Linked DNA regions of Homo sapiens: region 1 is linked to region 2. The links are chromatin contacts, found by Hi-C or POLR2A ChIA-PET in ENCODE. All regions are on one chromosome and are shown on one strand. The core of a region is the stretch at or near the end of the contact, and the rest is flanking DNA. Distances in the headings are between cores, read along the strand shown.

Region 1 (4,280 bases), core at 1,781-4,280, 480 kb before region 2:
ATTTTAGTCCCATCTAGTAGGATATGGGCTATTGCCATCCCTTTCTTCAGAAAGTGCTGCCTGAGCCTCGCTGCCACCACAAGTGACTGATGGAGTTGGTGGGGGAGGACCCTCCTCTATCAGGGACATTCAAGGTACAAGGGTTTTACAGGTGTGTATTAAAGTCAGTGATGTTCACTCTTCAGAATTCAAAGAGTTTTCTGATGTTTTAAGAACCCCTACCTTGTAGTGTTTATGGTGCTTATAACACAGAGGATGTTATAGAATGGTGTTTGTTTGTTTGTTTATTTATTTAGAGACAGAGTCTTATACTGTCGCCTGGGCTGGAGTGCAATGGTGCGATCTCAGCTCACTGCAACCTCCGCCTCCCAGGTTCAAGCAATTCTGCCTCAGCCTCCCAAGTAGCTGGGATTACAGGTGCCCACCACCACGCCTGGCTAAATTTTTGTATTTTTAGTAGAGACGAGGTTTCACTATGTTGGCCAGGCTGGTCTCAAACTCCTGACCTCATGATCCGCCCGCCTCGGCCTCCCAAAATGTTGGGATTACAGGCATGAGCCACTGCGTTCGGCCACAATGGTGTTTGCAGACAGGTGTTTAATGGGTTGAGAATGCATAGTCTGAGCTTTCTAAGAACTGTTACTTCTTTATAAGAAAAAATAATTAAAGCTCATCTGACTTCATGGCAGTGGAAGGTCTGGTATTTTGCAAACGTTCTTTGCAGAAAGAACCCAGAGAGGAAAGTTCTGAGGCTGAGGCTGACAATTTTTCCACTCCATTTTTTTTTTTTTTTTTAAGATGGAATCTTGCTCTGTCACCCAGGCTGGAGTGCAATGGTGCAATCTCGGCTCACTGCAACCTCCGTTCCCTGGGTTCAAGCAATTCTCCTGCCTCAGCCTCCCGAGTAGCTGGGATTACAAGTGTGCGTTATCACGTTACCTGGCTAATTTTTGTATTTTTAGTAGAGGCAGGGTTTCACTATATTGGCCAGGCTGGTCTCGAACTCCTGACCTCAGGTGATCCACCCATCTCAGCCTCTCAAAGTGCTGGGATTACAAGCATGAGCCACCGTGCCCAACCCACTGCATATTTTTAAAGTATGGTTCGAGAGAGCAAAGTTTTCACACAAGACTGAAGGTGATGTCAAATTTTTTTTTTTTTTTTTTGAGAAGTACTTTCGCTTTTGTTGCCCAGGCTGCAGTACAATGGCGTGATCTTGGCTCACTGCAACCTCCGCCTCCCAGGTTCAAGTGATTCTCCTGCCTCAGCCTCCTGAGTAGCTGACACTACAGGTGCCCACCACCATGCCTGGCTAATTTTTGTATTTTTAGTAGAGATGGGGTTTCACCATGTTTTCCAGGCTGGTCTCAAACCCCTGACCTCAGGTGATCTGCCCACCTCGGCCTCCCAAAGTGCTGGGATTACAGGCGTGAGCCACCACACCCGGGCTCATGTCAATTTTTCATAGTAATCCCCATGTCCCAGCTGTCATTTTATTTCTAGAGCTAGACAAACTGTTCAGGTTCCTTGATTCTTTCCAGGGAGTTGGGGTGGCTCATGGGATTTTCTTAGGCTTTTGGTGTAGCATTAACACAATTTATTGTGAGATGTTGACAGTTGAGTATTTTGAGAAGAAAATTACATTATAAAAAACAACAAAGGCAACCAATTTTTTTTTTCCTTTTGTTTTTTGAGACAAGGTCTTGCTCTGTTACGCAGGCTGGAGTGCAGTGGTGCAATCATGGCTCACTGCAGCCTCAACCTCCTGGACTCAAGTGATCCTCCCACTTCAGGCTCCTGAGTAGCTGGGACTACAGGTGCACGCCACTACTCCCGGCTAATTTTTTATTTTTTGTAGAGACAGGATTTTCCTATGTTGCTCAGGTTGGTCTTGAACTCCTGAGCCCAGGCAATCCCCCCCACCTCAGCCTCTCACAGTGCTGGGATTACAGGCGTGGGCCACTGCACTCTGCCAAAGCAACCAATTCTTTAGTTTCTACACGGATTAGAACCTTCCTTTTCTTTGACATAATCCTTTTGTCAAAAGACAGTTTTACATAAATTGTTTGGCACCCCACTCCATGCCTGGCGCAAAGCAGATATGTAAATGTGTGCCCATGCAAGAATCAAATCCTTTATGTCAGTCCAGAATGAAGTAGATAAAACAAGAAATGCTTATAAATTAAGGCTTTGGTGGCAGGATTTAGGCAGCTGAGAAAGCACACCTTTTTATTCTTCACAAGCATCACCTTGTGAAAGATGCCTACGCTCTTAGGTCGAGAGAGGAAATTTAAGAATGAATACACATTGGGCTAAAACTTTACTATATTTCATCCTAAGAGGGAACCAGACCTCGAAGTTGGGAAGGCTCTTGCTTATAAAGGGAAATGTGCCGTAATTCCTGTCATTTTACTTGGGTCTTTTAAAAACGGCAAATTCTCATCTTCCACTGGCTGAGAGTAAAAAGAAAGAAAAGCGGTAAAGACTTCTTTTTGTGCGTAGGTGGCCCCGGTGTTCACGCTGAATACAGATTTTTACACAATAAAATCTTAAATATCTCTACATGGAACGGAATCCATTTTTCCTGCCTCGGGAAGGATTTCTGCGCTCTCGGGTGAAGTTCCCGAAGCAAGGAACCAGTTCCCCTCTACCTGTACTCTTGAGAGGAATTCTCAGGTCATCTGAAACACAAGTATGGGCCAGGACGACCCATTCGTTCACGCGGCCCAGAGCTCTGCGAAACGGGACACGGCAGTGCAACGGGAACAACCGGACACCGAGGCCCCCGAAGGCTGAGGCCGCGGCAGAGGCGGCGGCACGGTGACGGGCGCGACTCCGGCCTTCCGGCTTTCTAAGGGGCGGCCCCGGGACACCTGAGCCCCGCGGGGCCGTGAACGCTCAGCACAGCTCCGGGCCGGAATCACGATCCACCACACCGCGCTGGCGCTGGGAACGGCGTCGGTGACGGACCGGGGGCCGGAAGTGAAGGACGGGGGAGGACCGCTGCTTCCGGCGCCGTAACTGCTGCCATCTTCTCCGCGCTATGGCTGCGTTCGGCCGTCAGGTAAGCTCGAGCTGGGCGCGCGGGCTTCTCCGGGTCGCAGGCGGGCGGGCAGCGACGCAGAGGAACCGCGGCCGCCGAGTGTTTCACGGCCAGGTCGTGGAGCCCTCCCGGAGGTCCGTGCACGCTGACCTGGTTTTGGCATCCTGGACCCGTGGCTCTGCTCAATTATTGTGGGATATAGAGTTGACATTTTTTTTTTTTGAGACAAAGTCTCGCTCTGTCTCCAGGCTGGAGTGCAATGGCGCGATCTCGGCTCACTGCAACCTCCGCCTCCCGGGTTCAAGCAATTCTACTGCTTCAGCCTCCCAAGTAGCTGGGATTACAGGCGCCCGCCACCATGCCTGGCTAATTTTTGTATTTTTAGTAGAGACGGGGTTTCACCGTGTTGGCCAGTCTGGTCTGTAACTTCTGGCCTCAGGTGATCCACCCGCCTCGAACTCCCAAAGTGCTGGGATTACAGGCGTGAGCCACCGCGCCCGGCCTGAGTTGACTGTTGAACAAGAGTTTGAACTTCACAAGGAAGATAACATGTACTTTTCATTAAGAGGAAGCGGAATCAGCATAGAGGTCTTTAGGCTTGAGCCCAGTTCCACGGGCCGCGCCCGCTGACCCCAGCGACTGCCAGGTGTTCCTGGCGGAGGGAGCATCTGGACAGGGGAGGCTGGAGAGCAGCCAGAGCTTGGGCTTGGCAGGGTGGCCCCAGGGCGACAATCGATGACGCTGGAGAAGGGGTTGGGACCGATGTGAAGGTTTTAGAGCAGGGGTTCCCCAACCCCCGGTACCGTCCCTTGCCTATTAGGAACCAGGCTGCACAGCAGGAGGTGAGCGGCAAGTGAGCCAGCCAGACTGTATTTACAGCCGCTCCCTTCGCTGGCATTACCGCCTGAGCTCCGCCTCCTGTCAGACCAGCCGCCTTAGATTCTCACTGGAGCGCGAACCCTATTGTGAACTGCGCCTTTGAGGGGTCCAGGTTGCGCTCCTTATGAGAATCTGATGCCCGATGATCTGTCACTGTTTCCCATCAACCCCAGATGGCACCTCCTGGTTGTAGGAAAACAAGCTCAGGGCTCCCAGTGATTCTACATTATGGTGAGTTGTATAATTATTTCATCTTATATTACAACGTGAAAATAACAGAAATAAAGTGCACAACAAATGTAATATGCTTGAATCATCCTGAAACCCCTCACCAGTCTGTGGAAAAATTGTCTTCCAT
Region 2 (4,586 bases), core at 1-2,500:
TGTGGGCACGGGGGCACTGCCCGGGGCCCTCCGCCCCCAGCCTCTGCTCCTGGGCAGCTTCCTCTCCGAGGCTGCCCCCTCACCCCCAAGGTTAGCCCCCTGCAGCAGCGCCAGCCCCTCCCACTTCACCCCGCTGGGCTGTATGTGTGACGCGAGGAGCTCCGAACAGGATTCCTTCCTGCCCCTCCTCCTGCTTCTCCAGCTAGAGCTGCCGGACGCCACCCCTGCAGCCCTATCTAGGGGAGCCTCTGCAGCAAGCTTGTCCAACACTCGGGCTGCGGGCTTTGAATGTGGCCCAACACAAATTTGTAAACTTTCTTAAAACATTATGAGATTTACGCAGAGACCTTTTTTTGCTCATCAGCTATCGTGAGTGTTAGTGTATTTCATGTTTGGCCCAAGGCAATTCTTCTTATTCCAATGCGGCCCGGGGAAGCCAAAAGATTGGACAGCCCTGCTTTGAAGGGAAGTCTGTGAGGCGATGTCAGGGAAGCAGGAGCCTGGGAGAGCCAGAGAAAAGCCGTTTACGTTCAGCTCCACCTTGAGACCAATGAGGCACATACCTGCCAGCCACAGCCCATGGTCATACGATGTTTACAGCTAAAGCAGCAGCCAGTGACGCCTGCGTGGACACACTTCTATGACAGCAAAGTGTCCAAGTGCCCTGGTATCCAGAACAATATATGCTTTCCAGACAACTACCCTTGGCCGGACGCGGTGGCTCAGGCCTCTAATCCCAGCACTTTGGGAGGCCAAGGTGGGAGGTTGGCTTGAGCCCAGAAGTTTGAGACCAGCCTGGGCAACATAGCAAGACCCCATCTTTACAAAAAGTAAAAAAAAAAAAAATCAGCCACGCATGGGGGTGCATGCCTGTAATCCCAGCTACTCAGGAGGCTAAGGCGGGAGGAGCACCTGAGCCTGGGAGGCAGAGATTGCAATGAGCTGAGATCGTGCTACTGCACTCCAGCCTGGTTGCAACAGAGCAAGACCCCGTGACAGACAGTTTTCTTTAAATCAATAGAATAATACATGTTAGGCACAGTTTAGCTTAGTCTTTACACAGACGAGACCCCTGTATGAGAAAAAGTTAAAGCTGGGGTGTTCCCCCTCTTGCTTTCTGACGACACCCTGCTCTGTAATGGAGCAACTTTCAATAAACCCTCTCTTCTCACCACATTCTGACTTGCCTCCACTTCCTTCCTGAGTGAGACCCACGAAGCATGTCTTGAGGTCTGAATCGAGACTCCTTTTGCAGTGAAGCTGCCATCCTAAATGAGTCGCTTGGATCCTCATGCGTCCTTTGCATAGTTTTGGTTTACTAAAACAACACATTGGCTGGGTGCAGTGGCTCACATCTGTAATCCCAGCACTTTGAGAGGCCGAGGCAGGGGGATCACGAGGTCAGGAGTTCAAGACCAGCCTGGCCGACATGGTGAAACCCCATCTCTACTAAAAATACAAAAATTAGCTGGGCGTGGTGGCGCGTGCCTGTAGTCCCAGCTACTCGGGAAGCTGAGACAAGAGAATTGCTTGAACCCGGGAGGCGGAGGTTGTGGTGAGCCGAGATCACGCCACTGCACTCCAGCCTGGGCGATAGAGGGAGACTCCATCTCAAAAATAAATAAATAAATAAATAAGAAATAAAACAACACATTACGGTTTATCTTTATGACTGTTTTTCTGGTGTCCCTTCAAGCGCTGTGCCCCCGAGGCCAGTGCCTCACTTGCCCACCCAGCAGCTCAGGCAGACCAGTGGGGTCCTCTGTGTGGGGGCTCAGTTGTGGACCCCGAGAGAGGATGTGAGTACACCTCCCTCTTCTCGAGGTTTCCCTGTCACCCTCAGCACTTTCTGTTCCCCTCTTCACAGAACCAGGTCTGGAAGTGCACGTCCTGCTGGGAAACTCCCCTCCCCCACTGATCTTGCCTAAAGCCTGGCGGTGTCACTGTGAGGGGCTGGGGACCAGGACACAGGGTCTCTGTCCTAGATGCCCTGCTTTTGTGTGTATTTGATGTTTTCCATAATAAAAGTGTATAGAGAACTGAGTGTGTGGCCACAGAGGGGCAGGGGAGGGCAAAGCCTGTCAGCTGTGGGGCAGAGGAGGTAGCGGGCAGGGGTCCTGGGGGGTGGCTGCAGAAGACTAGCACCTGTGGCCTAAGGTCCCCTCCAGCCAAGACCCCGCCCTGTGCTCAGCCTCCTGTGATGGCCCCATCCCCACAGGGGGTCCCCACAGCCCAAGTGCAGGGCCCTTGGCAGGAGCTGGGCACCACCGCAGGACGAGCAGGGGACACGGGGTCCCAGGGGTCTGGAAGGGATCCTGAGGGGCCCTGAGAGGACCACGATGGGGGCAGGAGGGGTCCTGAGAGGGTCTGAGGGGCTGCAAGTCGCACCCAGGGCCCTTCCCTGCCTCCCCCGTGCCCACGCCTCCCTTCACCAGGCACCCTCACAGTGGAGCCTCCAGCTCTGCCCACCTGCAGCAGGAGGCCCCTGGGCACTCAGGGGCCGTCTCCACGCCTTGGAACTCCTGCCCCACCTTCACCCAGCCTATGGGGTGTCGAGGCATCTGGCCACCAGCAGGGAGATCCCAGCCCTGGCCACCAAAGGCCAGAAGAGGCTCCTTGGGCTGAGGGCAGGTGACCCCAGCCCCTGGGCCACCCCCGCCAGCTCACTCACCCTGATGGCTCCCACTGCCTGCTCCTGGGGACCCACTGCTGCCAGATGCCCCGCTGGGGTCCCCACCTGGCCTCGGGGTGGGCCTTGGGTGCTGCCCCAGCCAGGTTTCTGCTATTTCCAGCGGCTTTCCCTTTTCTTGGCCCTGGACAGCAGGGCCACCCTCTCGGACTCCTTCCCCTTCCTCTGCACAAGGCTCTGTGACTGGGAAGCTGCCTGCTCCTTGGCCCTTCAACTGCCAGCTCTCTGTCCCCATCCCTAGGGCCCTCCCTTCTCAGCAGAGAGAGCCATCGGGCCCCCGCTTGAGGCCCTCCCAACTCACTCGCCCTCCTGTCCAAGAGCCCCGCTCCTAAGATCCTCACTCCTAAGTGCCACTTCCTGGCTCGGGAACCTGCAGAGGCTCCCCACTGCCTGCCTGAGGCCGCCTGCCAGCCGCTGGAAGGTCCTCCACTCTGGGGAGACCTCCGGTTGGGGGAGTCTGGCGGGGAGGGAGGAGTAACTCTTGAGAGCGGAGTGTGTGTCGTGTGCTGTCATCCCCGCCCTAAACTGAACCATAAACACCCAGTGGCTGGACAAGGAAGGGGCAGTCCCTCCAGCAGGGATTTTCCCCACGTCCTCCCCGGGGCAGCAGGATCCCGGCCTGGCTGGCTTGCAGCAGCCTGTCTAGGATGGGCCCAGGAAATGGCAAGTTTAATCACGCCCAGGAGCCACTGAGGCAGAGGGTCCTTAACCCCAGAAGAAGCACTGTGTGGAGAGTTCTCACTCCCGTTCTTTTGCCCTATCCTGGGACCACCAGCCTTCAGAGACACTTCCTCCGGAGCCAGGCAAGACGCCTGCTGATAGAGATGGGAGTAGACGCTCACAGAGGAGATGTAAATTGCTCCTTAAAGATACGAAACGATGCTCAAAACGATCATAAAAAGAGAAACACAAATTAAGCTCAAAACGATCATAAAAAGAGAAACACAAATCAAAAGTTCACTGCAACACCATTTCTCCTCCATTAGTCAGGTCAAAATCCAAGAGTCTGACCACAATAGAAAGACGTCCTCGGATATCACCCATTGATCACTGATCTCTAAGGTGGCACAAACCCCCAGGCAGGTGGATTTGGCAATATCTTTAGCCAAATTAGAGATGCATTTACTCTTTGACCCAATAACCCCACTTCTAGGAATGTACTCACAGAGAGACGCAAGGACTATGAAGCATGTACTTCAGCAGCTCTTCACTGCCACGGTGTGGAGTGGGGACAGCCCGGGAACCACTCAGCATCTCTCCCAAGGGCCCAGGTTGAATGAAGCGTGTTCACACCACAGGACACTGAGCACTTGCAAAGAGGAGGGAGAAATATTTCTACACACTGTCATATGGTCATCTCCAGAATGTATTTGTAAATGAAAAAAAGCATGTTTATGTACATATAGACAATTGATGTGTTTTTAGATGGAGCCATCAGCTGTATGTTTTACAAATGGAAAGATAAGCTACAAAATTTGCTTTAAATTAAACTGTTACCTGTAGGAAACAGGTGGAAATGGGATGGGGATAGGGACGGACTTCTGTGACCATATCTTGGTTTCTAGATTTGGATTTAGACTCATGTCAAATGTTTGTGTAATTACTTAATTTAATTAAATTAACTTGTAAAAGGAATTCTTAAAATTGAAAGCAAAATGAAACTAACTGACTTGCATTATGGGTTGACAATATGAACCTACCAAACTCTTCCAAGTGATTTTAAAATCCAGTCATTTGGATGTATATCCATATAGCCTGACAACAAGAAAGAATGGCAAAAGAAGTTTTCATTATTTTAAGTAATCATTTTCCAAATAATTTTAAAACACTGTTTTGTCTGTACGTCGACACAACCCAAGGACTTTAAAAGTATCTAAAAATAATTTTAAACTATTTT

Evidence for each region. A loop is a pair of places that touch in the nucleus more often than their neighbours do. ChIA-PET counts read pairs that join two places held with the same protein, here RNA polymerase II (POLR2A). Pooled maps may share reads with other maps.
Region 1: a loop to region 2 is called in a map with no recorded cell type, with 7 times the contacts of the local background. The contact joins the promoter of MTERF4 here to the enhancer-like site in region 2. A Hi-C loop is called at or near these places in 3 of 37 single-sample maps with no recorded cell type and 2 of 50 pooled maps. POLR2A ChIA-PET finds 5 or more read pairs at or near these places in 1 of 52 experiments (activated CD8-positive, alpha-beta T cell).

What each region holds. Positions count from the first base shown.
Region 1 is chr2:241,101,037-241,105,316 of GRCh38, reverse strand. It overlaps MTERF4 (mitochondrial transcription termination factor 4), which reads left to right and starts at 3,030. Exons shown (of 4, transcript NM_182501.4): 1 at 3,030-3,064. The coding sequence starts at 3,044. RefSeq lists enhancers at 2,704-3,243, 3,244-3,783.
Region 2 is chr2:240,618,300-240,622,885 of GRCh38, reverse strand. It overlaps a transcript of GPR35 not described here. Among named protein-coding and RNA genes, the nearest start is that of GPR35, 4.9 kb to the left of the region's middle. RefSeq lists enhancers at 1,113-1,252, 1,273-1,332. Within about 2 kb of position 1,250, at least 6 of the 41 ENCODE cell types and tissues checked have a DNase peak (open chromatin) inside an H3K27ac peak, as active enhancers do.